Regions from separate parts of the Homo sapiens genome. Here all the other regions are linked to region 1. Evidence: read pairs that join two places in POLR2A ChIA-PET (ENCODE). Cell type or tissue: GM12878. All regions are shown on one strand.

Region 1 (8,000 bases):
AGGCAGGTGGATCACCTGAGGTCAGGAGTTCGAGACCAGCCTGGCCAACATGGCAAAAACCCATCTCTACTAAAATACAAAAATTAGCTGGGCATGGTGGCGGGCACCTGTAATCCCAGCTACTCGGGAGGCTGAGGCAGGAGAATCGCTTGAACACAGGAGGCAAATGCTGCAATGAGCCGAGATCATGCCATTGCACTCTAGCCTGGGCAACAAGAGCGAAACTCTGTCATAAAAACAAACAAACAAACAAACAAACAAACAATAAGAACAGGCCTCAGGCTCAAAGTCTTCAAAAAACTTTTCAAGAATTTAGTAACACGTTGTTTTCATTGATTTTATTTATTTTTTAATTTTTTCTTATGCTATCTCCTCTAACTTATTTTTTCAAAGCCTAGTTACCTGTTCTTTCTGGCAAGTGATCGTGGTTTTCATTTAAGATCATGTTCTCTAGTTTCCTTTTACGAGTAAAGTAGTATAAAGATGAGTAGATATGAAGAAAAAAAACATTCACAAAATAATACTGGCACCTGGAGTAGGCAGAAACCATGCCAGTGATCTAAAAAAGCCAGAGGGCAGAGAGGCTGGTCTGGTGGAGGGCCAGGGTCATAAACAGAATCATGGCCATTTTACAAGGATTCTAATTTGTGTGCACAGTGCTGTGGGAATGCAAGGGAAAAAATGAATAATTCTACCTGGGGGCTTTCGAGAGGACTTCACGAGGGAAATCATCTGAATTGGTTCCTGAACTACAAGAAAAAAAATGAGTGGTCAAGAGGAGGCAGCGGGAGGCAAGGGTGAAGGAACCTCCCCATTCATTACAAGGGGCTTTAGCTGGCTGATATGAAGGTTGAAGCCAATGCTAGCAGCCCACTGAGGACAACTTGCATTGCAGGCTAAAATGACTCTGATGTCGGCCAGGCGTGGTGGCTTACGCCTATAATCCTAGCACTTTGGGAGGCCAAAGCGAGCGGATGGCCTGAGGTCAGGAGTTCCAGACAAGCCTGGCCAACATGGCGAAACCCCGTCTCTACTAAAAATACAAAAATCTGCTGGGTGTGGTGGTGCACTCCTGTAATCCCAGCTACCTGAGAGGCTGAGGCAGGAGAATTGCTTGAACTCTGGAGACGGAGGTTGCAGTGAGCTGAGATGGTGCCACTGCACTCCAGCCAGGGTGATAGAGCGAGACTGTCTCAAAAAAAAAAAAAAAAAAAAAAAAAAGACTCTAATGTCAAGTCTGGGCCCAGTGGGAAAGAACATCATATCAACTGACCAGCAATGTTTGTCATGAAGAGAAGAAAGTATAGCCGGGGTGCTATTTGATGACCCTGATTCTGGCTCAGTCTTCAACGTTTACAGGTGAGAAACTGAAACTGCCTTTGCAAAAATTATAGACAGTGAAAGAGGTCAGACCTAACCGACTCCATCTTGCTTCTAACCTTTAGGCTGTCCTTGTTCATTCCTGGGCATAGGCCAAACTAACCTTGGGAATGAATTTAGTTTATGGTTTCACTCTGAAAAAAAACTGCTAATAGCCCTTTCCCAAAAAGACCCTCTTCTTGCCTTGGGAGCAGTCTGCCTTTGTAGGACTAACAAATTAGCTACAAGATTAGAAATTAAGGTTTAGGGGTCAGAAACTGCAAGAGTCTGAACCTCCACAAATTGCTTCTGGAGATAACATCACTACTGTAAAACTTAACATCAGTGCTTGAGATAGTTTGCAGACCCTGCACTCCATGGATCAGCTGACACCTCCCAGAGCGGTAATCTGGCTCAACCAGTTCTGCCATCCCACCCAGGAACAGAAGACAGCAAGAAAACGTCACTTCGACCCCCTGTGACTCCATCTCCAACTTGACCAATCAGCACTCCCCACTTCCTGAGCCCCTACCTGCCGAATTATCTTTAAAAACTCTGATCCCAAATGCTCGGGAGACTGATTTCAGTAACAATAAAATTCTAGCCTCCCACACAGCTGGCTCTGGGTGACTTACTCTTTCTCCATTGCAATTCCTCTGTCTTGATAAATCAGCTCCGTCTAGGCAGCAGGCAAGGTGAACTCGTTAGGTGGTTACAAAACTGGGGTCCAAAGCCCCAGAGCTGACGAAGAGCACAGTCAGAATAAAGAAACAGGTATCCTGAGTCCACGTCCTTCTCATTCTGTGCTCTAGGGTCCTCTTTCATCTGAATCAGCAGCATTTACAGCCATGGAGTCATTATAAAGAAAAGCAAATCTGTCCTAAGTCTTGAGTCAATTAATTAAGGAGTTTAAATGTATGGGTCCAAAACAATTAAGCTTTGTGGAATAAGAGCCCGGGTGAGCTCACCAGTGAGAGAAGGATGGTCTCATTTGAAAGTACATCTCTGTAGAAAGTTAATTCCAATAAAAATCTTTCCCATGCTGCCGCCCCAGGCCGAGAATGTTGTACTGAGCCAAACTTCACACGTAGCTGACTGATCCATCCAGCAAAGAGTGGTCTCCTTTAGCTAAGGCCGTGATCAAGAGGCATTCTGTCCAACTAGGAATTCTCAAAACTTCCACTTTCCTCCTAGCAGAACCTTCCAATCTGGAATCACACTCACAATGACTGAGGCTGCTGGCTTGTCCGAAGTCCAAGCCCTATAACCACGGATCTTTTTTTAGTTTTTAATTGGGGAGAGTCACTGTGGTTGAGCTACATTTTCCTCTCCTTCAACATGGACCCTGGAAGGCAATCAAACCCCTTATTTCTCACACATTCATTATTTCTTTCAACTCTTCCTCTTAAAAAAGTTGGGGGTGGGGTACATGTTGCGTTCCCTAAACCACCATTCTGCCCCCTCTTCAGATGGAAATCCCTCAAGTCTACAGACTGAGGCTCACAAATGAAGTTACCTGATATTTTAAGAGGCATGGAAATTACACCACTTAAATTTGAAGTCAGATTTTATTTCATATCCAAGTCTAAGTAACAGCTTTTAATTACATAGACAGCTTAAAAGAAACCTCAAGCACTCTGCAATTTACGTGTATTTTGGGTTTGGTTTTGTTTTTGTTTTCCTGTTTGATCTGCCTGTGAGGTGAAGAGGTAATCTCACTTCACAGATGTGGACAAGGGGATTACCCTAAGTCACACAGCCTGTGACACCAGGGTTTCATCAAACAAAGGGGCTTTCTAAAGAATAAATGGCAACCTAGTGACACAGGAAGCCACGTGAAACACCTCCTTGAGGTCCACTCCACCAATCCTCTGCAATGTCCCCAATTTCAGGTAGAACATGTGATCTAGGACAAGCCAGTCCCAAGAGTCATTCCCAAGAGTCAAACACCCTTGCCAGTGGTGGGCTGAGATGTGAGCAGGTGACATAGGCTGGTCCAATCACAGTGAACCTCAGGGCTTTCCTGGGACTGCTGGGATCAGGGCCCGCCTTCTTCCTCTGGGAGGTGTGGGGTGTGGCTGCGGGCCTGGGACTGCTACACCCACCCGTCTGTGGAGAGACAACAGAATCAGAGAAGCAGAGCCAAGGCTCTCTGATGCCCTGGAGACTTCCAGGTCCAACTGCCTGCCTACCCCTTGACTTTTCAGTTACGAGAGCCAATGAGCTCCCTTTTTGGATAAACCAGGATTAGGTAGGTTTCCCATGACTTGGAACCATATACATCCTAATGGATACATTTATATTCAAAGTCTTTCTCTACTGCTTCCTGGCTGTGCCACAAGTTACTAAACCTCTCAGTGCCTCGGTTTCCTCATTTGTAAAATGGTGGAGTGTTAGAATGAAGTGCGATACTTGGTGTAAAAACCAACTGAGAACAGTCTCTGGCCTGTAGCAGGGATTCGCTTACCACTGCACTCCAGCCTGGGCGACTAGGGCGAAACTCTCAAAAAAAAAAAAAAATTGTCTTTAAAAAACAGAACCTTTTTGTGGCTAGGATGTGCAAGAACTGGAGCTCTCAAACACTGCTCGTGGAAATGTAAAACAATACAACCACTTTGGGAAACAGTTTGGCAGTTTCTTGAACAGTTAAACGTACACCTATGATGTATGATCCTAACATTCCACTCAGAAAAATAGAAATATACATCCATACAAAGAGTAGTAAAAGATGTTCATGATAGCTTTATTTAGAAACCACCCGGCCAGGCGTGGTGGCTCACACCTATAATCCCTGCACTTTGGGAGGCAGAGGTGAGCGGATCGCCTAAGGTCAGGAGTTCGAGACCAGCATGACCAACATGGTGAAACCCCGTCTCTACTAAAAATACAAAAATTAGCCAGGTGTGGTGGCAAATGCCTGTAATCCCAGCTACTCAGAAGGCTGAGGCAGGAGAATTGCTTGAACCCGGGAGGTGGAGGTTGCAGTGAGCCAAGATCACACCACTGCACTCCAGCCTGTTCAACAGAGTGAGACTCCGTCTCAAAAATAAATAAATAAATAAGAAACCACCCAAATGTTATCAACAGAAGGATGTATAAACAAAATGTAGTATATCCATACAATGGACTACTACTCAGCAATAAAAAGGAATAGGACTATTGACACATGCAACAAGGATGAATTTCAGAATAACTATGCTAGAAGAAGCCAGACAAAAAGAGTACATACTGGCAGGGCGTAGTGGCTCATGCCTGTGATCCTAGCACTTTGGGAGGCCAAGGCGGGTGATCACCTGAGGTCAGGAGTTCGGGACCAGCCTGGCCAACATGGTGAATCCCCATCTTTACTAAAAATACAAAAATTAGCTAGGCATGATAGCATGTGCCTGTAATCCCTGCTACTCGGGAAGCTAGGGCAGGAGAATCACTTAAATCTGGGGAGATGGAGGTTGTAGTGAGCCGAGGTCGCACCACTGCACTCCAGCCTGGGTAACAGAGTGAGACTCTTGTCTCAAAAAAAAACAAAACAGCATACTATATGATTCCATTTATATAAAAGGCTAAAAGATGAAAACTGACTGATAATGACAGAAAGCAGATCAGTGAATGCTTGAGCATGGGTGTGGAAGACATGGAGAGATAAAAGGCAAGAATTACAAAGAGGCACAAGGAAACTTCTGGGGCTGGATAGGGAGGTTCGCTGTCTTGATTATGGTGATGGTTTCCTGATGTGTGAGTGTACATGTGTACACAGGAGTGTGTGTATAAGCTAATCAAAATGTGTTCTTCATTGTATAACAATTATACCTCAATATTTTTTGGGTTTTCTTGGCAGGGGTGGGGAGATTGAGACAATGTCTCACTCTTTTGCCCAGGCTGGAGTGCAGTCATGCAATCTCAGCTCACTGCAGTCTTGACTTCCCGGGCTCAAGCAATCCTCCCACCTCAGCCTCCTGAGTAGCTGGGACCACAGGTGCATGTCACTACACCTAGCTTTTTTTTGGCGGGGAAGGGAGTAGAGATGGGGATCTCTCAATGTTGCCCAGGCTGGTCCTGAATTCCCAGGCTCAAGAGATCCTCCTGCCTTGGCCTCCCAAAATGTTGGGATTACAGGCATGAGCTACCACACCCAGCCAATAAAGCAGTTTTTCAAAAATTAAACCCATCTGAGCTCATATATGCAGGTGCCTGGGATACCAGACCACATCCCACTAGATGGGGACCACCAAACCACAAAATGGACCTGCTTGAATTTGGCCACAGTGTAAAGGTGTTCTTAGAATGCAACTCTCTCTTAACACTCATTCCACTGTTGAACCAGCCCTACTCTAGACTTTTACCTACTTTTAGAGACAATGCAACTGATTCAGCAGTCCCTTGAGATGGTACCTTGAGCAATATCTCCTTCTGCTCAGACAAAAAGCTATTGACTGGACGCTCCCAGAGGCAAGCTTCTGAAGCCCTCTGTCTCTGAGAATCCCAAGTCTGCCACGTTCACAAGCAACAGAGGAAGCCTTACATTCTAAGGTAATTAGCTCAGCCGTTTCAACACTTGGGGTGGGGGTAGGGGGAGAGAAATCCTGCTAAGCATGAATGCCTTTGTCAAAATATCATCCTGACACCCTAAGGATGGTCTGTTTTCTTTTCTTATAAACTGGGCCCAAACTTGTCTTTAAAACAAACAAACAGGCCGGGCACAGTGGCTCATACTTGTAATCCCAGCACTTTGGGAGGCTGAAGAGAGGATTGCTTGAGCTCAGGAGTTCAAGACCAGCCTGGGCAACCCTGTCTCTACCAAAAATACAAAAAAAGAAAAAAAGAAAAATTAGTCAGGTGTGGTGGCACACACCTGTAATCCCAGCTACTTGGGAGGCTGAAGTGGGAGGATGGCTTGACCCTGGGAAGTGGAGGCTGCAGTGAGCCATGTTCATGCCACTGCACTCTAGCCTGGGAGAAAGAGCAAGACCCTGTCTCAAACAAACAAACAAACAAAATAATAAACACAAGGTATTTTTTTTTCTCTTCCCCTGGTCAAGCTTAGTAATGCAGTATGTCAGCATTAAAATGACACTTTTGGATGGGGGTGCAGTGGTTCACGTCTATAGTCCCAGCAATTTGGGAGGCCAAGGTGGGAGGATGGCTTGAACCCAGGGGTTCGAGACCAGCCTGGGCAACATGGCAAAACCTTTAAAAATGGAAAAATTAGCCAGGCTTGGTGGCACATACCTGTAGTCCCAGCTACTCAGGAGGCTGAGGTGGGAGGATTGCTTGAGCCTGGGAGGTGGAAGCTGCAGTGAGCCATTATCAGGCCACTGCACTGCAGCCTGGCCAACAGGGCAAGACTCTGCCTTTAAAAAAAAAAAAAAAAAAAAAAAAAGGCAGGGCACGGTGGCTCACGTCTGTAATCCCCTAGCACTTTGGGAGGCCGAGGCAGGCAGATCACAAGGTCAGCAGATTGAGACCATCCTGGCTAACACAGTGAAACCCCGTCTCTGCTAAAAATACAAAAAATTAGCCAGGCGTGGTGGCGGGCGCCTGTAGTCCCAGCTACTCGGGAGGCTGAGGCAGGAGAATGGCGCGAACCCGGGAGGCGGAGCTTGCAGTGAGCCGAGATCGCAACACTGCACTCCAGCCTGGGCGACAGAGTGAGACTCCATGTGAAAAAGATAAATAAATAAATAAAAGACACACTTTTTATAAGAAAAATATTCCACACAAAAAAAGGGGAGTGAAGAATCATATAACCACCATGGGACTGAAGAAATAAAACACTACAAAGAGTTGAAAGCCCCTATACACCTCTTCATGACTGTATAGCCCTCTCTGCCCATCCCCAGAAACCGTTATCCAAAAGTTTGGTAATGATCATTCCCCTAAAGGTTATCTGTATTTTTATGACATATGTAAAACTTCATATAAACGGTATCATAGCATATGGAAATCTCTGCAATTTGCCTTTTCTAATTTTTAACTTTTGTGGATACACAGTAGGTGTATATATTTATGGGGTACATAAGATTTTGTTGTTGTTGTTTTTGAGACAGGGTCTCACTCTGTTGCCCAGGCTGGAGGGCAGCAGCGCAACCACAGCTCACCACAACCTCACCGCAACCTCTGTGCCCAGGCTCAAGTGATCCTCCCACCTCAGCCACCCGAGTAGCTGGGACAACAGGCGCCTGCTACCACGCCTAGCTAATTTTTGTATTTTTAGTAGAGATGGGGTTTCACCATACTGGCCAGGCTGATCTGGAACTCCTGGCCTCAAGTGATCTGTCCACCTTGGCATTATGAAGTGCTGGGATTACAGGCATGAGCCACCGTGCCCGGCCCCTCCTAGATTCCTGATAGGAGTCTGGATCCATCCCCTCCAGATAGGACCCATGGGCCTCAAAAGAAGCGACTCCATCCATCCCTGGCTCTGGGAAGGCCTGATTGGTCAGAGTGGAGTTCTCACAGGAACTCTACTATGGTAAACCACAGGAGAACCAGCTTTAGGATGAAAGAAACCAACAGAGCAGAGACCCAAAAAACTTGGGTTCTTGATGACATCATTTAGATGCTGGATCCCTGAAACCCATAACTTGCTCTGCATCTAGGCTTGCTGACATGAGCCAATCATTTTCCTTCTATGTGAGCCAGTT
Region 2 (8,000 bases), 360 kb after region 1:
CACTGCAGACACTAAAATAACCTAAGAAAATGCATAATGATCCTTTAAAGGGACCAGAGAGAATTAGGATAGCCTTTATTGTGGAGATGGTCCTTGAGGTTTCTTAAACTGCAGATAATTATTTTTCCGTTTCATTTTTCTTTTACTAATAACTAAGTAGTTAGGATGTGTATTACTTGTTGGAGTCAGTTGAAAAATATTATTTACTGAAGTAGACGCCAGCTGAAGATTATTTTCTCTTTAGATTATAGGCTACCAAAGAAGACTCAGTAAGCTTTGAGTTATTAGTCAATTGGTAAATGGTTCTTGATAACTTAATGATTTTACCAATCTTTTGGAGATAACTTTAAACCAAAAACTTTTTTTACCTAATGTAAATATTACTCAATGCTCCCAGCTTTCCCCCTTGTTTCATTATTAAAGTTTGTGAACTGTTTCTTTTTGTTTTGCTTTTTGTCTTTTAACTTTTATTTTAGGTTTCTGGGTACATGTAAAAGTTTGTTACATAAACATGTACATAAACTCATGTCTCAGGGGTTTGTTGTGCAGATTATTTCATCACCCAGGTGTTAAGCCCAGTATCCAATAGTTATCTTTTCTGCTCCTCTCCCTCCTCCCACCCTCCACCATCAAGTAGACCCCAGTGTCTGTTGTTTCCTTCTTTGTGTTCATAAGGTCTCATTATTTAGCTCCTCCCACTTATAAGAGACAATATGCAGTATTTGGTTTTCAGTTCCTGCATTAGTTAGCTGAGGATAATAGCCTCCAGCTTCATCCGTGTTCCCATAAAAGACATGATCCCATTCTTTTTTTATGGCTGCATAGTATTTCGTGGTATATATGTACCACATTTTCTTTATCCAGTCTCTCATTGATGGGCATTTAATTTGATTTAATGGCTTTGCTATTGTGAATAGTGCTGCAGAACTAGTTATTTATTTATTTTATCTTATTTATTTATTTTTTGAGATAAGAGTCTTGCTCTGTAGCCCAGGCTGGAGTGCAGTGGCACGATCTTGGGCCCACTGCTACCTCCACCTCACAGGTCCAGGTTCAAGCAATTCTCCTGCTTCAGCCTCCGGAGTAGCTGGGATTACAGGCATGTACCACCATGTTCAGCTAATTTTTGTATTTTTAGTAGAGATGGGGTTTTACCTTGTTGGCCAGGCTGGTCTTGAACTCCTGACCTTGTGATCCACCTGCCTCGGCCTCCCAATTTCTTTTTTTTTTTTGAGACGGGGTCTTGCTCTGTCACCCAGGCTGGAGTGCAGTGGCGCGATCTTGGCTCGCTGCAACCTCCACCTCCCAGGTTCACGCCATTCTCCTGCCTCAGCTTCCCCAGCAGCTGGGACTACAGGCACACGCCACCACGCCCAGCTAATTTTTTTGTATTTTTAGTAGAGACGGGGTTTCACCGTATGGTCTCGATCTCCTGCCCTCGTGATCCTCCCACCTCAGCCTCCCAAAGTGCTGGGATTACAGGCGTGAGCCACTGCACCCGGCCGGCTTCCCAGTATTTTTAAAAAAATATTCTTGACTGGGCACGGTGGCTCACGCCTGAAATCCCAGCACTTTGGGAGGCCAAGGCAGGTGGATCACCTGAGGTCAGGATTTCGAGACCACCCTGACCAACATGGTGAAATCCTCATCTCTACTAAAAATACAAAATTGGCTGGGTGTGGTGGCACATGCCTGTAATTCCAGCTACTCAGGAGGCTGAGGCAGGAGATTTGCTTGAACCCGGGAGGGGAAGAATCACTTGAACCTGGGAGGTGGAGGTTACAGTAAGCCAAGATCACACCATTGCACTCAAGCCTGGGCAACAAGAGTGAAACTCCTTCTCAAAAACAAAAACAAAAAAAGCACAAAAAAAACTTCATTATTGTGGATATATAATAGTTGCACATATATATGGGGTACATGTGATATTTTGATGCAGACATGCAATGTATAATGATCAAATAGAGTTATTGGGATATCCATCACTTCAAGCATTTATCATTTCTTTGTGTTGGGAACATTCCAGTTCTACTCTTTAGTGATTTTGAAATACACAATAAATTATTTTTAACTGTGGTTGTCCTATTGTGCTACCAAACACTAGATCTTATTCCTTCTATCTAATTGTATTTTTGTAGCCCTTAACCGTTCTTTATTCCCCCCTCTCAAACTCTTACTACTCTTCCCAGCCTCTGGTAACTTACCATCATTATTCTATTTTCTATCTCTGTGAGTTCCTCTTTTTAGCCCTTACATATGAGTGAGAACATGTGATATTTGTCTTTCTGTGCCTGGCTTATTTCACTTAACAGTTCTACCCATGCTGTTGCAAATGACAGGATTTCATTATTTTTTTTTTTTCTTTTTCTTTCTTTTTTTTTTTTTTTTTTTGATACGAAATGTCATTCTGTCGCCCAGGCTGGAGTGCAGTGGCGTAATCTCAGCTCACTGCAACCTCCGTCTCCTGGGTTCAAGTGATTCTCATGTCTCAGGCTCCCGAGTAGCTGGGATTACAAGCATGAGCCACCACACCCAGCTAATTTTTGTATTTTAGTAGAGATGGGGTTTCATCATGTTGACCAGGCTGGTATTGAACTCTGCACGTCTCAGCCTCCCAAAGTGCTGAGATTACAGGTGTGAGCCAATATGCCTGGCCTGGATTTCATTTTTTTAATGGCTGAATAATATCCCATTATGTATATGTACTGCATTTTCTTTATCCGTGCATCTGTGAACTATTTCTGAAAGTGATTTGACCATAACCAACTACTATTTTAGACTAATGTTATATATATATATTTTTTTGTTTGTTTGTTTGATTTGAGACGGGGTCTTGCTCTGTCACCCAGGCTGGAGTGCAGTGGCATGATCTCGGCTTACTACGATCTCTGTCTCCCGGGTTCAAGTGATCCTCCTGCCTCAGCCTCCCGAGTAGGTGGGACTACAGGTGCATGCCACCACACCTGGCTAATTTTTGTAATTTTAGTAGAGACGGGGTTTCGGCATGTTGGCCAGGTTGGTCTTAAACACCTGACCTCAAGTGATCCGCCTGCCTTGGGCTCCCAAAGTGCTGGGATTACCAGCGTGAGCCACCGTGCCTGGCCTATAATATGTTTATAACTAATGTTTATAATATGTTTAACAAAATTTAACTCTTTTCTTCCAGGTAATTTATCCTCAGCATTCCAAACTTACTGACAGAGAAGTAAGTAAAAATACTGCTCTGTATAGTTTACTGTTATATTTCTGTTTGTTTTTATTGATTATGTATGTGTCAGCATACATCACTTTTGTTTTCTTTTTCAGAAAACCAATATTTGCTATTTGTCTTTTCCAGATTCAAATTCAGGTAACTGTTTTTCATACAGTGTTTCTGTTTAATTTTATACTAAGAATACTGGTTATACTGTTAATGTATGAAAATTGATTGAAATAGCATATTAGATTGCAAACAGATCAATGATTTTTATTCCTATTTTAATGATGCCTAGTCATGTCATCGTTGATTTTAGTAGCTTCAACTCTTAAAATAACTGTTATGGTGTGATGAGGTAAACCATCAAGGAACAATAAACTCTTAAAATAGTGAAGAGGTTGAAAATCAGCGACATTGGTATATTTGGGATTCGTGGAGTATGTATTAAATAGTTTATATAGTATGTAGTTTACTTTCAGTTCAGAATTTGGGAGCTTACCAGGAACTCTGTAAAAGCAGTGAACCTAAAAAAAGCCAGGATAAATTTGGTTAGGAAGCAAGGCCATAAGTTACGTGCAGTAGTTTATATGGGTTAATATAGGTAAAGCCTTGGCGTAGTGCTTGGTGTATAGAAAAAAACATACAAGGGTCTGTTTATTGTTGAGCTTGGTTTTGTTAGTCTCTTTCAAGCTCTTCCTTTTGTGTGGTCCTAATCGTTGACATCCTTCAGGTTACCTCTTGTGTTTCACTTTCAAACTAGCTTTTCTTGGCTTATAGTGACCAAAACATTTAGCTTCTCAGGCCACACACAGTTATAACCCTATAGCAGAGACAGTCTAGTTTTCTTTCCTTTTGTGGTTACTTCCTTTTTTTTTTTTTGAGATGGAGTCTCGCTCTGTCACCCAGGCTGGAGTGCAGTGACGCGATCTCAGCTCACTGCAAGCTCCGCCTCCCGGGTTCACACCATTCTCTCACCTCAGCCTCCCGAGTAGCTGGGACCACAGGCGCCTGCCACCAGTCCCGGCTAATTTTTTGTTTTTGTATTTTTAGTAGAGACGGGGTTTCACCATGTTAGCCAGGATGGTCTCGATCTCTTGACCTCGTGATCTGCCCACCTCGGCCTCCCAAAGTCCTGGGATTACAGGCGTGAGCCACCACACCCGGCCGGTTACTTCTAATATTGTGCTAGTTAGTTCATTTAATCTGATTTGAGAGATTTGACAGTTAAACAAAATTTTTTTTAGCATTTTCTCCTTTCTGTATAAATGCTTCCAGAATTTTTTTCCTATCCATTTGGAACTCAGCTTTGGTGAACTATATGAAAGAAAAGTGGTATCTTGGTAAATTAGATACTGCCTTTTAGAGATCCCAGTAAGGGGTTTTTTCTGACCTGGAATTATTTTGGTGTTTTTGACCCATTTATGAAATAATGATGCAGAGGTCTTGTAGGAATGTATCTTCATTTCAGTTAACATTTTTCTTATAAAATCTGTACATACACTTCTTATATACTGTGATGGGTTAGATTTCCAGGTCTCAGAGTAAGCTGAGTTGTATGGATTGCAGAATGAACTGACTTTCTGCATGGAATCCCAGTGAATTATGCTGGATGCTCTTCTCTTTCAGATCATAGCTGGTTGTCATGGCTCCTCTCTCTTTTTCACTTCTCTATATGAGCATGAAGGGGATCAGAATATACCACCCCCAAATATACCACTTTGGCTTAAGAATTATTTTGAGTTGAAGGCAACTGAGAAACAGCAGATGCAAAAAGAGCCCTTTACCCTCCCCCTATATGCCTAAAAGCAGGACATACATTTCCTTTTGTGAAGGTGTCACCCCTTCCCTTTCCCATACCAGGAAGAGGAGAAAATTCTGAATCACCAGAGAAAACTCTTTATCACTGGAGATGGTACCAGCTTAATTCTGCATAAATAAGCCTTGCTAAAATAACCCTTATCTTTCATTAGTTTTACCCATATGTTTACCTTCCCACAGATTACCACCCCTAGAAGTCCAAATCCTTTTTCCTTTGTCTGCATTTTAGTTTCTTTTGTTAAAATGGTATCTAAGCTCCCAAGTTTAACCACCTCTTTGGGTTTTTACTTTTTTTCTCTGAAGCCTTTGTATGCATTCGAACTAAATCTTTTCTCGTTAATCTGTTGTCTGTTTATTTCACAGGCCCCAGTTAGTGAACCTAAGATGGTAGAGGAAAAGTCCCCCGCATGCATACATCAAGGCTAAGAAGTTAATTCTGTGGTGTTTAGATAGCCTATATCTAGTTTTATAGCCTCTGCATGTGTCATTATCAAAAAAATTTTTAAGTACTTTTGGCTTATGAATGACCTACAGATTTTTTTTTTCTTTTTTCTTTTTTTTTTTTTTTTTTGAGATGGAGTTTTGCTCTGTCACCCAGGCTGGAGTGCAGTGGCACGATCGCAGCTCACTGCAACCTCCGCCTCCCAGTTCAAGTGATTCTCCTGCCTCAGCCTCCCAAGTAGCTGGGACACCTTTGCCTGCCACCATGCCTGGCTAATTTTTGTATGTTTAGTAGAGATGGGGTTTCACTGTGTTGGCCAGGCTGGTCATGAACTCCCGACCTCAAGTGATTCGCCTGCCTCAGGCTTCCAAAGTGCTGGGATTACAGGTGTGAACCACTGCACCCGGCTGATTTTTTTTCTTTTCTTTTTTTTTGAGATGGAGTCTCGCTCTGTTGCCCAGGCTGGAGCGCAGTGGCGCGATCTCCACTCACTGCAAGCTCTGCCTCCCGGGTTCACGCCATTCTCCTGCCTCAGCCTCCCGAGTAGCTGGGACTACAGGTGCCCACCACCACGCCTGGCTAATTTTTTGCATTTTTAGTAGAGATGGGGTTTCACTGTGTTAGCCAGGATGGTCTTGATCTCCTGACCTTGTGATCCGCTCACCTCCGCCTCCCAAAGTGCTGAGATTAGAGGTGTGAGCTACCACGCCTGACTGATTTTTTTCTCATAGATATTATTTAATGCTTTTTTTATGTGCTGCACATCAAATGAAGTGTGGTTCTTGTGACTTGAAGTATGGTTGGTACAAGGAAAATCTACAAAAGACCTGAAAGCAGGCACTTTGCTGTCTTAACAGATCATCATTGTCCTAGGTAGCAAGAGACTATATGTTTTGTAAATATTTGAAATTGCTATTTTCAGTTGTAGTTATCCATACAGTTTGGTTTTTTTATGTGTTTATTAAATGAAAATTGGAGGCCGGGTGCAGTTGCTCACACCTGTAATCTCAGGACTTTGGGAGGCTGAGGCGGACAGATAACTTGAGATCAGGAATTCGAGACCAGCCTGGCCAACATGGTGAAACCCCATCTCTACTGAATATACAAAATTAGCTGGGCGTGGTGGTGTGTGCCCGTAGTCCCAGCTACTCAGGAGGCTGAGGCAGGAGAATCTCTTGAATCAGGGATGCTGAGGTTGCAGTGAGCCGAGATTGTGCCACTGCACTCCAGGCTGGGCGACGGAGTGAGACTCCATCTCAAGAAAAAAAAGGATTACTGTACCAACTTTGAAATGAATTTGTTATTTCCCAGGATAACCTTTAATTGCTGTAGAAGAAAGTCCAGACACAGTAGAGCAGTCTTTAGGAAAGAGACATAAATCAAGCCTTTATTTCCATTGTATACCCACTTAAACAGCATGTTAGACTGGATGAAAAAATGACACAGATAAAAATGCTTTTGAGATTGGAATCGTTTGCCCTTCCCCGCCCCTCCGCCACCTTAGATTCTCCTGACTTTAAAAAAGCTTTGTTTGGTTGGTTTTTTAGGTTTCAGTTTTTTGTTTCATTTGAATGGCTTTTATCTTTAGGAGCCTAAGTTTAAAGAGGGCCTTCCCTCTGATAAATATTTGTCCAGTGTTTTTTTCCTTATCATTTACCATTAACATCATCTGGATGTAGGTGTTCCTGAGGCTTAAGCTGTGATGAGTGCCCAAGGACAGAAGTCACTGTATTTTAAACATGTCCAGAGAAAAAAACTCAGCATTAGTAGAGAGAGTTTGAAGCAATGATGAATCTGAGGGAAACATTAATCCTCCTTGTTCTGGATGGACTTGACATGCAGACAATATTCGTCTCAACACATTTCTTCTTTGTAGACAGCAGGGACATCATCATGTGCTTTACACTTCCCAGTTGCTAAAGCAGCACTTCTCATACCGTGTTGAAGGGCCAGTTGGGGTTTTTAATATTTCCAGTCAGTTATGGACCAATATTTTTGAAAAACAATTTAATTGAATTGTTAGAAAAATAAAATGAAATGAGGAAAAAAAAGAAATGTAAAATAAAAGTCTAATTTTTTTTTTTGAGATAGGGTCTTGCTCTGTTGCCCAGGCTGGAGGTAGTGGTGTGATCTCGGCTCACTGCAACCTCTGCCTACTGTGTTCAAGAAATTCTCCTGCCTCAGCCTCCTGAGTAGCTGGGATTACAGGTGCCTGCCACCGCATCCGGCTAATTTTTATATTTTTAGTAGAGATGGGGTTTCACCGTGTTGGCCAGGCTGGTCTCAAACTCCTGACCTCAGGAGATCCACCTGCCTTGGCCTTCTGAAGTGCTGGGATTACGGGCGTGAGCCACTGTGTCTGGTCTAAAAGTCCAAATTTATTACAGCAATATCAAGTTGCTATGAAAGTTTCTAAATATATATTCTCAACTTGCATATTTATTTGGTTATGGAACAGTAACAAGAGTTTATGGACTGGCGTCAGTCTATGGAATAAATTGTGAGAAGCTCTGGTCTAAAATACTGTTTCTCAGCAACCTAGCT
Region 3 (8,000 bases), 56 kb before region 1:
CCTCCTGCTGCCCTTGCATAACCACACCCACACTCTCCTTAGCCCTGATAACCACTAACCCGTTCTCCACACTGTAATTTTATTATTTCGGTAACGTCACATCAATGGAATCATAACTATGTAACCTTTTAGGAGTGGCCTTTTTCACTACATATAATTGTCTACAGGTTCACCCAGGTTGTTGCTTCTGTCAATGGTTTTTTTCCTTTTTATTGCTGAGTAGCTAATATTCCATGGTATAGATGTACCACAGTTTAACCATTCGCCCACTGAAGAACATCTGGGTTGTTTCTAGTTGTCTCTTACCAATAAAGCTGCTGTAAACATCTGTGCATAGGGGTGTGTGTGTGTGTGTGTGTGTGTGTGAACATAAGTATAAAATAGTAAGAAATTATATATATAGGTCTCTGCCCCTGGTTCCAGAGTTCCTAAACCCCTTGGAATGTCCTTGGTGACAAGAGCATCTTCTGTTCTAATCAGGCAACTCTTAGTGGGCTCCCGGATAGCTTTCAAGATGTGGCTAATCAACAGAAAGACCAAGTCATGATCAGAAGCTTAGAACTTTCGGCCCCACTCCCCATCCTACAGGGAAGGGAGAGGAACTGTAGTCTCAGTTAATGTCAATCACGCCTACGTGACTTAGCCTCCACATCCCTGAAGTATGGAGTTTAGAGAGCTTCTGGGTTGGTGAACACATCCATGTGCCAAGAGGATGGCCCACCCCAACTTCATGGGGACAGACGCTCCTGTGTTCAAAACGCCTCTAAACTTTGCCCCGTGCACCTCTTCATCTGGGGCATCATCTGTATCCTCTATCATATCCTTCACTACACAACTGCTAAAGGTAAGTGTTTCCCTGAGTTCTGTGAGCCACTCTAGCAAATAACATAACATGAGGAAGGGGTAATGGGACCTTCTGATTTGTAGCAAACCTGGACAGAAGCTGTGGGTTACCTGAGGACCCACCACTTCTGACTGGCCTCTGAAGTCAGGGGCAGTTTTGAGGGACCGAGCCCTTAATGGCGTCTGCACTAACTTCAGGTAGATAGTGTCAGAATTGAAGGGAATTGATTATAGGACACCTACTTGTTGTCCACATAAAATTGGAGAACTTGTCAGTATGGGGGACAGAAATCCATAGATTTTGGTGACCGGAAGCGAAATACTGAGAGGAGTAGTAGAGAAGATGAGAAAAGTTTTTTTTCTTTAGCTGTGAGACTATAGAAGGAAAAACAGTGGCTCTCATATACAGTAAGTTTTCATTCCTCTGGGATAAATGCCAAGGAGTGCAATTGTTGGGCCATATGGTAGTTGCATGTACTGTTTTTTGAGGTTTTGTTTTTGTTTTTGTTTTGAGACCAAGTCTCACTCTGTAGCCCAGGCTGGAGCACAGTGGCACAATTACGGCTCACTGCAACCTCGACCTCCCAGGCTCAGGCAATCCTCCTGCCTCAATCTCCTGAGTAGCTGGGACCACAGGTGCATACCACCACACCTGTATAATTTTTAAAAATTATTTGTAGAGATGCAATCTCCCTATGTTGCCCAGGCTGGTCTCAAACTCCTGGGCTCAAGTGATCCTCCAGCCTCAGCCTCCCAAAGTGCTGGGATTACAGAAGGGAGTCACTGTGCCCAGCCTATTTCTTTATTAAGAAACTACCAAACAGTGTTCCAAAGTAGCTACACCATTTTACATTCCCACCAGCAATGTATGAGTGAGTGATCCAGATTCAGTTTCTCTCCATCCGTTCTGCATTTAGTGTTATCAGTATTAATATTTTTTATTTTAGCCGTTCTGATAGTGTGTACTAGGATTAATTCGCATTTTTCTCATGGTTAATGATACTGAACAAATTTCGATGTGTTTTTTTGTCATATGGACGTTCTCTTCAGCAGAAACTGTTTATGTCTTTTGCCCATTTTCTTATTGGGTTGTTTGGTTAAATGTTTGTCTGTTTTTTAACGACTAAGACTTGAGAGTTCTTTCTACATGTTCTAGATACTAGTGTTCTGTTGGACATATGGTTTGCAAATTTTTTCTCCCAGTCTTTAGCCTGTATATTCATCCTCTTAACTGTAAAAAGTTTTAAATTGTTTGTAAAAGTAAAATCCAGCCCCCAGATCCCAGTCTCAGCAACATTTTGAGTTCTGTTTGAGACGGTGTCCGGGTGGCTTTTATAGTGTGAGGGCTAAGACAGCTTGTCTTGCAGGACAGTAGGTGACCCAGGAGTGCACCCTTCAATGCAGGAAAACCCTCAACAGCACATAAAGGCCAACCACCATGTACCATGTTGAGTCTTTGAGACAGACCATCCTTCTTAAAACATTAAAAAGTTTTTAATTTTGATGAAATCCAACTTATTTTTTTTTAATGGATCATGTTTTTGGTGTCAAATCTGAGAACTATTTGCCTAGCTCTAGATCTCAAAGATTCTCTTCTATGTTTTTTTCTCAAAGTTTTATAGTTATATGGGTTTTTTGTTTTTTGGTTTGGGGTTTGCTTTTGTTTTGTTTTGCCTAGGGATGTTCAATTTCTCTGCCACCATGTGCCGAAAAGGTTTTTTCCCCCAATGACTTATCTTTGCACCTTTGTCAATAATCAGTTGTGCATATTTGTGTGGGGCTGCAATTCTGTTTCACTGATCTATAATGTCTATCCTTTGACCAATACTACAAAATCTGGACTTCTGTAGCTATACAGCAAGTCTTGAAATCAGGAAGGCTGATTCCTCCATGTTGTACTTCTTTCTCAAAATTGTTTTTGCTACTTTAATTCCTTTGCCTTTTCATATAGGTTTTAAAATAATAATCTTGCTATCTGCAAAAACTCTTGCTGGGATTTTGACAGCAATTGCATCAAACCTGAATGACAATTTGAGGAGAGGTGGTATCTTTACTATTTGACTTTTTTTTTTTTTTTTTGAGACGGAGTCTCGCTCTGTCGCCCAGGCTACAGTGCGGTGGCACAATCTTGGCTCACTGCAAGCTCTGCCTCCCGGGTTCATGCCATTCTCCTGCCTCAGCCTCCCGAGTAGCTGGGACTACAGGCACCCACCACCACGCCCAGCTAATTTTTTGTATTTTTAGTAGAGACAGGGTTTCACCGTGTTAGCCAGGATGGTCTTGATCTCCTGACCTCATGATCCGCCCATCGCCCACCTCGGCCTCCCAAAGTGCTGGGATTACAGGCGTGAGCCACCGAGCCAGGCTGTTGACTGATTTTCTAATAGTGAACGAGGCCTTGCATCCCTGCAATAAACCCCACTTGGTTATAATGCATACTTCTTCATTATATACAGCTCAATTTTATTTGCTAATATAGTCATTTGCTAAATAATGAAGTTTCAGTCAAAAATAGTCCACACATACAATGATGGTCCCGTAAGATTATAAATAGAGCCAAAAAATTCCTGTTGCCTACTGACGTCACAGTAACGCATCGCATTACTCATGTATTTGTGATGATGCTGGTATAAACAAACCCACTGGGCTACCGGCCATAGAAACATATATAGCACAGACAATTATGTTCAATACATAATACTTGATGATAAATGACAATGCTACTGGTTTATGTATTTAATATGCTATACTTTTTATCATTATATTTTAGAGTGGGCATCTTCTATTTAAAAATTAAGTTAACTGTAAAGCAGCCTCAAGCAAGTCCTTCAGGAAATATTCTAGAAGAAGGCATTGTTATTATAGGAGACGGCGGTTCCACACATTACTGCTCTTGACGACCTACCAGTGGGACAGTGGGACAGGATTTGGAGGTGGAAGATAGTGATAATGATGATCCTGACCCTGTGTAAGTCTAGACTAATGTGTGTGTTTAAAAAAAAAAAAAAGTTTTAAAAGTACAAAAATGAAAAGTTTTAAACACAGAAAAAAGCTTACAGAGGCCGGGTCCAGTGGCTCACACCTGTAATCCCAGCACTTTGGATCACCTAAGGTGGATTACCGAGGTGGATCACCTAAGGTCAGGAGTTCAAGACCAGCCAGGCCAACAGGGTGAAACTACGTCTCTACTAAAAATAAAAAAATTAGCCAGAAGTGGTGGTGGGCACCTGTAAGCCCAGCTACTAGGGAGGCTGAGGCAGGAGAATAGCTTGAACCCAGGAGGCAGAGGTTGCAGTAAGCCAAGATCACTCCACTGTACTCTAGCCTGGGTGACAAGAGCAAAACTCCACCTCAGAACAAAACAACCAATTGTTGTCCAGTTGAAGGATTCTTTTCTCTGTCCTTCCACCCTGCTATTGCGCTTATCCAATAAGTTTTTATTTCAGTTACTGCAATTTCCAATTCTAAAATGTCCATTTGGTTCTTTTTATCTCCTAAATTTTTATTATTATTTTGCTGGGACATTGTATTTCTTTGTTGAGATTTTTAATTTTTTCATTTTTTTCATGATTGTTCTTAACTGCCTACCGAAGCCTTTTTTTTTTTTTTTGAGATGGAGTCTCACTCTTCTTGCCCAGGCTGGAGGGCAACGGCATGACCTCAGCTCACTGCAACCTCCACCTCCCAGTTTCAAGCGATTCTCCTGCCTCAGCCTCCCGAGTAGCTGGGATTACAGGTGCCCACCACCTCACCTGGCTAATTTTTTGTATTTTTAGTAGAGACTGGGTTTCATAAGGTTGGTCAGGCTGGTATCGAATTCCTGACCTCAGGTGATCTGCCCGCCTCGGCCTCCCAAAGTCCTGGGATTACAAGCCTCCCAAAGTGAGCCACCACGCCTGGCTACTGAAGCCTTTTTTAATGGCTGCTTTAAAATTTTTGTCATAGGATTCTAACATCTCTATCACCTCAGTGTTGGCATCAACTGTCTTTTTCATTCAGTTTGAGATCTTCCTGGTTCTTGGTATGACAAGTGATTTCTTTTTTTTTTTGAAACTGGATATTTGGGGTATCATGTAATGAGACTCTGGGTCTTCTGTAAATGTTCTGTTGTAGCTGGCATTTTATGATACCACTGTGGCAGGGGAGGGAAGGGTACACACCTTGTTACTAACAGTGGGGGAAGAAGTCTAGGCTCTCCATTCAACCTCGACTGATGCTCAAGATTGGGGGGCTCATTACTGGTGCGTGAAGGTGGGAGTTCTGGCTGGAGGAAGTAGGAGTGCCTCATTACTGCTCCTCCATGGCCCCGGAGAGTGGCTTCCTTATTGCTAGACTGTTGTCAAAGCCTAGGCTCCCCATTCACCTCTGCGGGTGTAAGTGTGGGGCTGCATAGTTTTTTCTATGGTGTGGACCTGGAGTAGAGCAGTGACTCTTTAAGTTTTCTGCCTCACTGGGCTGCCCTTTCCTGGTCTTCTGGCTGGACAGGGGAGCTTTTGTTGGCACTTTCTGTGTTTGTGCCCACTGGCATTTTCAGGTTGTCAGCTTCTTTCTTTGGCTCCAAGTCTGGGATATATAAAGCAAAGTAAACCCAAGGAACTCAGTACTGTGTCATTCCTCGAGTCCCAAGATCCCTGGTTGGTCTGCCTCATCCTTTTTCAGAGGCTCCCTGTGTTTTCCTTATGTATAGCCCAGGGGTTTTAGTTGTAGTTAGAAGAAAGAATTAGGAAAAGTCCTATTCCATCTTCCCAGGAGCAGAAGTCCAAATATTACCTTTTTAAAAAGCTTTTTATTATGAAGAATTCCAAACTAGGCTGGACACAGTGGCTCACACCTGTAATTCCAGCAATTTGGGAGGCCAAGGCAGGTGGATTACCTGAGGTCAGGAGTTCGAGACCAGCCTGGCCAACATGGTGAAACTCCGTCTCTACTAAAAATACAAAAATTAGCCAGGTGTGATGGTAGATGCCTATAATCTCAGCTACTCGGGAGGCTGAGGCAGGAGAATCCCTTGAACCCAGGAGGCAGAGGCGGGGGTTGCAGCGAGCCAAGATCATACCATTGCACTCCAACCTGTGAAACAGAAGTGAAACTTCAGCAAAAAAAAAAAAAAAAAAAAAAGGCTGGGCGCCGTGGTTCACACCTGTAATCTCAGCACTTTCGAGGCCAAGGTGGGCAGATCACCCAAGGTCAGCAGTTCAAGACCAGCCTGACCAACATGGTGTAACCTTGTCTCTACTAAAAATACAAAATTGGCGGGGTGTGGTGGTGCATGCCTGTAATCCCAGCTACTTGGGAGGCTGAGGCAGGAGAATTACTTGAATCCAGGAGGCAGAGGTTGCAGTGAGCCGAGATCGTGCCATTGCACTCCAGCCTGGGCAACAAGAGCGAAACTCTGTCTCAAAAAAAAGGCTGGGCGCAGTGGCTCACACCTGTAATCCCAACACTTCGGGAGGCCGAGGCAGGTGGATCACGAGGTCAGGAGTTCAAGACCAGCCTGGCCAAGATGGTGAAACCCCATCTCTACTAAAACTACAAAATTAGCCGGGTGTGGTGGTGGGCGCCTGTAATCCCAGCTACTTGGCAGGCTGAGGCAGGAGAACGCTTGAACCCGGGCAGCAGAGGTTGCAGTGGGCCGAGATCATGCCACTGCACTCCAGCCTGGGCGACAGAGTGAGACTCCGTCTCAAAAAAAAAAAAGAATTACAAACACAGATGTAGAGAGCACTGCACAGTGGACCTCCTGTACCCAGCTTCAACAACTATCAACTCACAGCTGGTCTTGTTTCACCTTCACTCCCGCCACCTCCCCTTCCTGTATTATTTTGACACAAATCCTAGACCTCAGATTTTTTATCCACAATCACTATGTATCCTTAAAAGATACTTGCAAAGTACCCACAATATCGATACCATATAAAAAAAAATAATTCCTTAATGTCAAATATTCAGTGTTCAAATTTTCAATTATCTTATAAATATCATGAATTTCTTACAGCACCTTGAGCTGCTGCTTTATCATGAATTTTTATTTGTTTGTTTGTTTGTTTGAGACAGAGTCTAGCTCTGTCGCCAGCCTGGAGTGCAGTGGCGCCATCTCGGTTCACTGCAACCTCCACCTCCCAGGTTCAAGCGATTTTCCTGCCTCAGCCTCCCAAGTAGCTGGGACTACAGGCACATGCCGCCATGCCCAGCTAATTTTTGTATTTTTGGTAAAGGGGGTTTCACCACGTTGGCCAGGATGGTCTCGATCTCCTGACCTCGTGATCCACCCACCTCAGCCTCCCAAAGTACTGGGATTACAGGCGTGAGCCACCATGCCCAGCTATCATGAATTTTTTTAACCATTAGTTTGAATAGGATCCAAATAAGGTCACATATTACAAATGGTTGCTAAGTCTCTTAAGTCTCATTTAATCTCCGGCTGTCTCTCCACCACTTCCTTTTCCTAGCTACCAATCTGTTAAAGACACTAGGTCATTTGTTACTATACTCTGGATTTCTATTCATTTCCCAATAATTTAGTTTAAGAAAAAATGGCCGTAGACTGTTATATAATAAGATAATCTTTCTGCCTAAAAAGAAAGGTAAAAATTATAAAGAACTACAAATAAATTTTAAAAGGTAGCCTTCCCACACTGCTCAGTAAGAAATGCAAAGCAAAGAAGATACACAGTTTAACTCAGCATAGAAAAAAGGCTAGAAATAAATACCTGAAACTTTGAAGGCAGGAATGAGATTGGCAGTTGGGAAGTGAGTTTCAATTTTTATTTCATATATTTTTCTTTTGCTTAAGATTTACATAACACTCAGGTTATGTAACTGATATAAGCAAATGGATTTAAACATACACCTAATAGCCAAGCATGGTGGCTCATGCCTGTAATCCCAGCACTTTGAGGGGGCCAAGGCAGGGGGATTGCTTGAGCTCAGGATTTTGAGACCAGCCTGGGCAACATGGCCAGGCTGGTCTCAAACTAAAATATTAAAAAAAAAAAAAGCTGGACATGGTGGTGCACACCTGTGGTCCGAACTACTAGGGAAGCTGAGGAGGGAGAATCACTTGAGCCCAGAAGGTCAAGGCTGCAGTTAGCCGTGATGGCATCACGACACTCCACACACAGAGAGAGAGAGTGAGACTCTATCTGAAAACGACAACA

What was found. ChIA-PET counts read pairs that join two places held together with the same protein. Peaks named below come from ENCODE experiments on the same cell type or tissue, not always from the same donor. Only the 100,000 strongest peaks of a DNase experiment are listed, where the experiment ranks them.
Region 2: POLR2A ChIA-PET joins it to region 1 with 10 read pairs; 2 of 35 experiments call an interaction of 5 or more read pairs at or near these places.
Region 3: POLR2A ChIA-PET joins it to region 1 with 10 read pairs; 10 of 35 experiments call an interaction of 5 or more read pairs at or near these places.

What each region holds. Positions count from the first base shown.
Region 1 is chr3:58,030,280-58,038,279 of GRCh38, reverse strand. The region is part of intron 1 of FLNB (filamin B); the gene reads right to left. Among named protein-coding and RNA genes, the nearest start is that of FLNB, 26 kb to the right of the region's middle. RefSeq lists enhancers at 1-125, 2,913-3,412. In GM12878, no CTCF peak of the experiment used is centred here; a DNase peak (open chromatin) is centred at 3,099; H3K4me3 peaks cover 524 bases; H3K27ac peaks cover 1,542 bases.
Region 2 is chr3:57,667,605-57,675,604 of GRCh38, reverse strand. DENND6A (DENN domain containing 6A) reads left to right here. Exons shown (of 20, transcript NM_152678.3): 2 at 3,167-3,205; 3 at 3,307-3,349. Among named protein-coding and RNA genes, the nearest start is that of DENND6A, 21 kb to the left of the region's middle. RefSeq lists a silencer at 1-3. In GM12878, no CTCF peak of the experiment used is centred here; a DNase peak (open chromatin) is centred at 3,994; H3K4me3 peaks cover 788 bases; H3K27ac peaks cover 1,957 bases.
Region 3 is chr3:58,086,000-58,093,999 of GRCh38, reverse strand. All of the region lies in intron 4 of FLNB (filamin B), which reads right to left. Among named protein-coding and RNA genes, the nearest start is that of FLNB-AS1, 81 kb to the left of the region's middle. In GM12878, no CTCF peak of the experiment used is centred here; no DNase peak of the experiment used is centred here.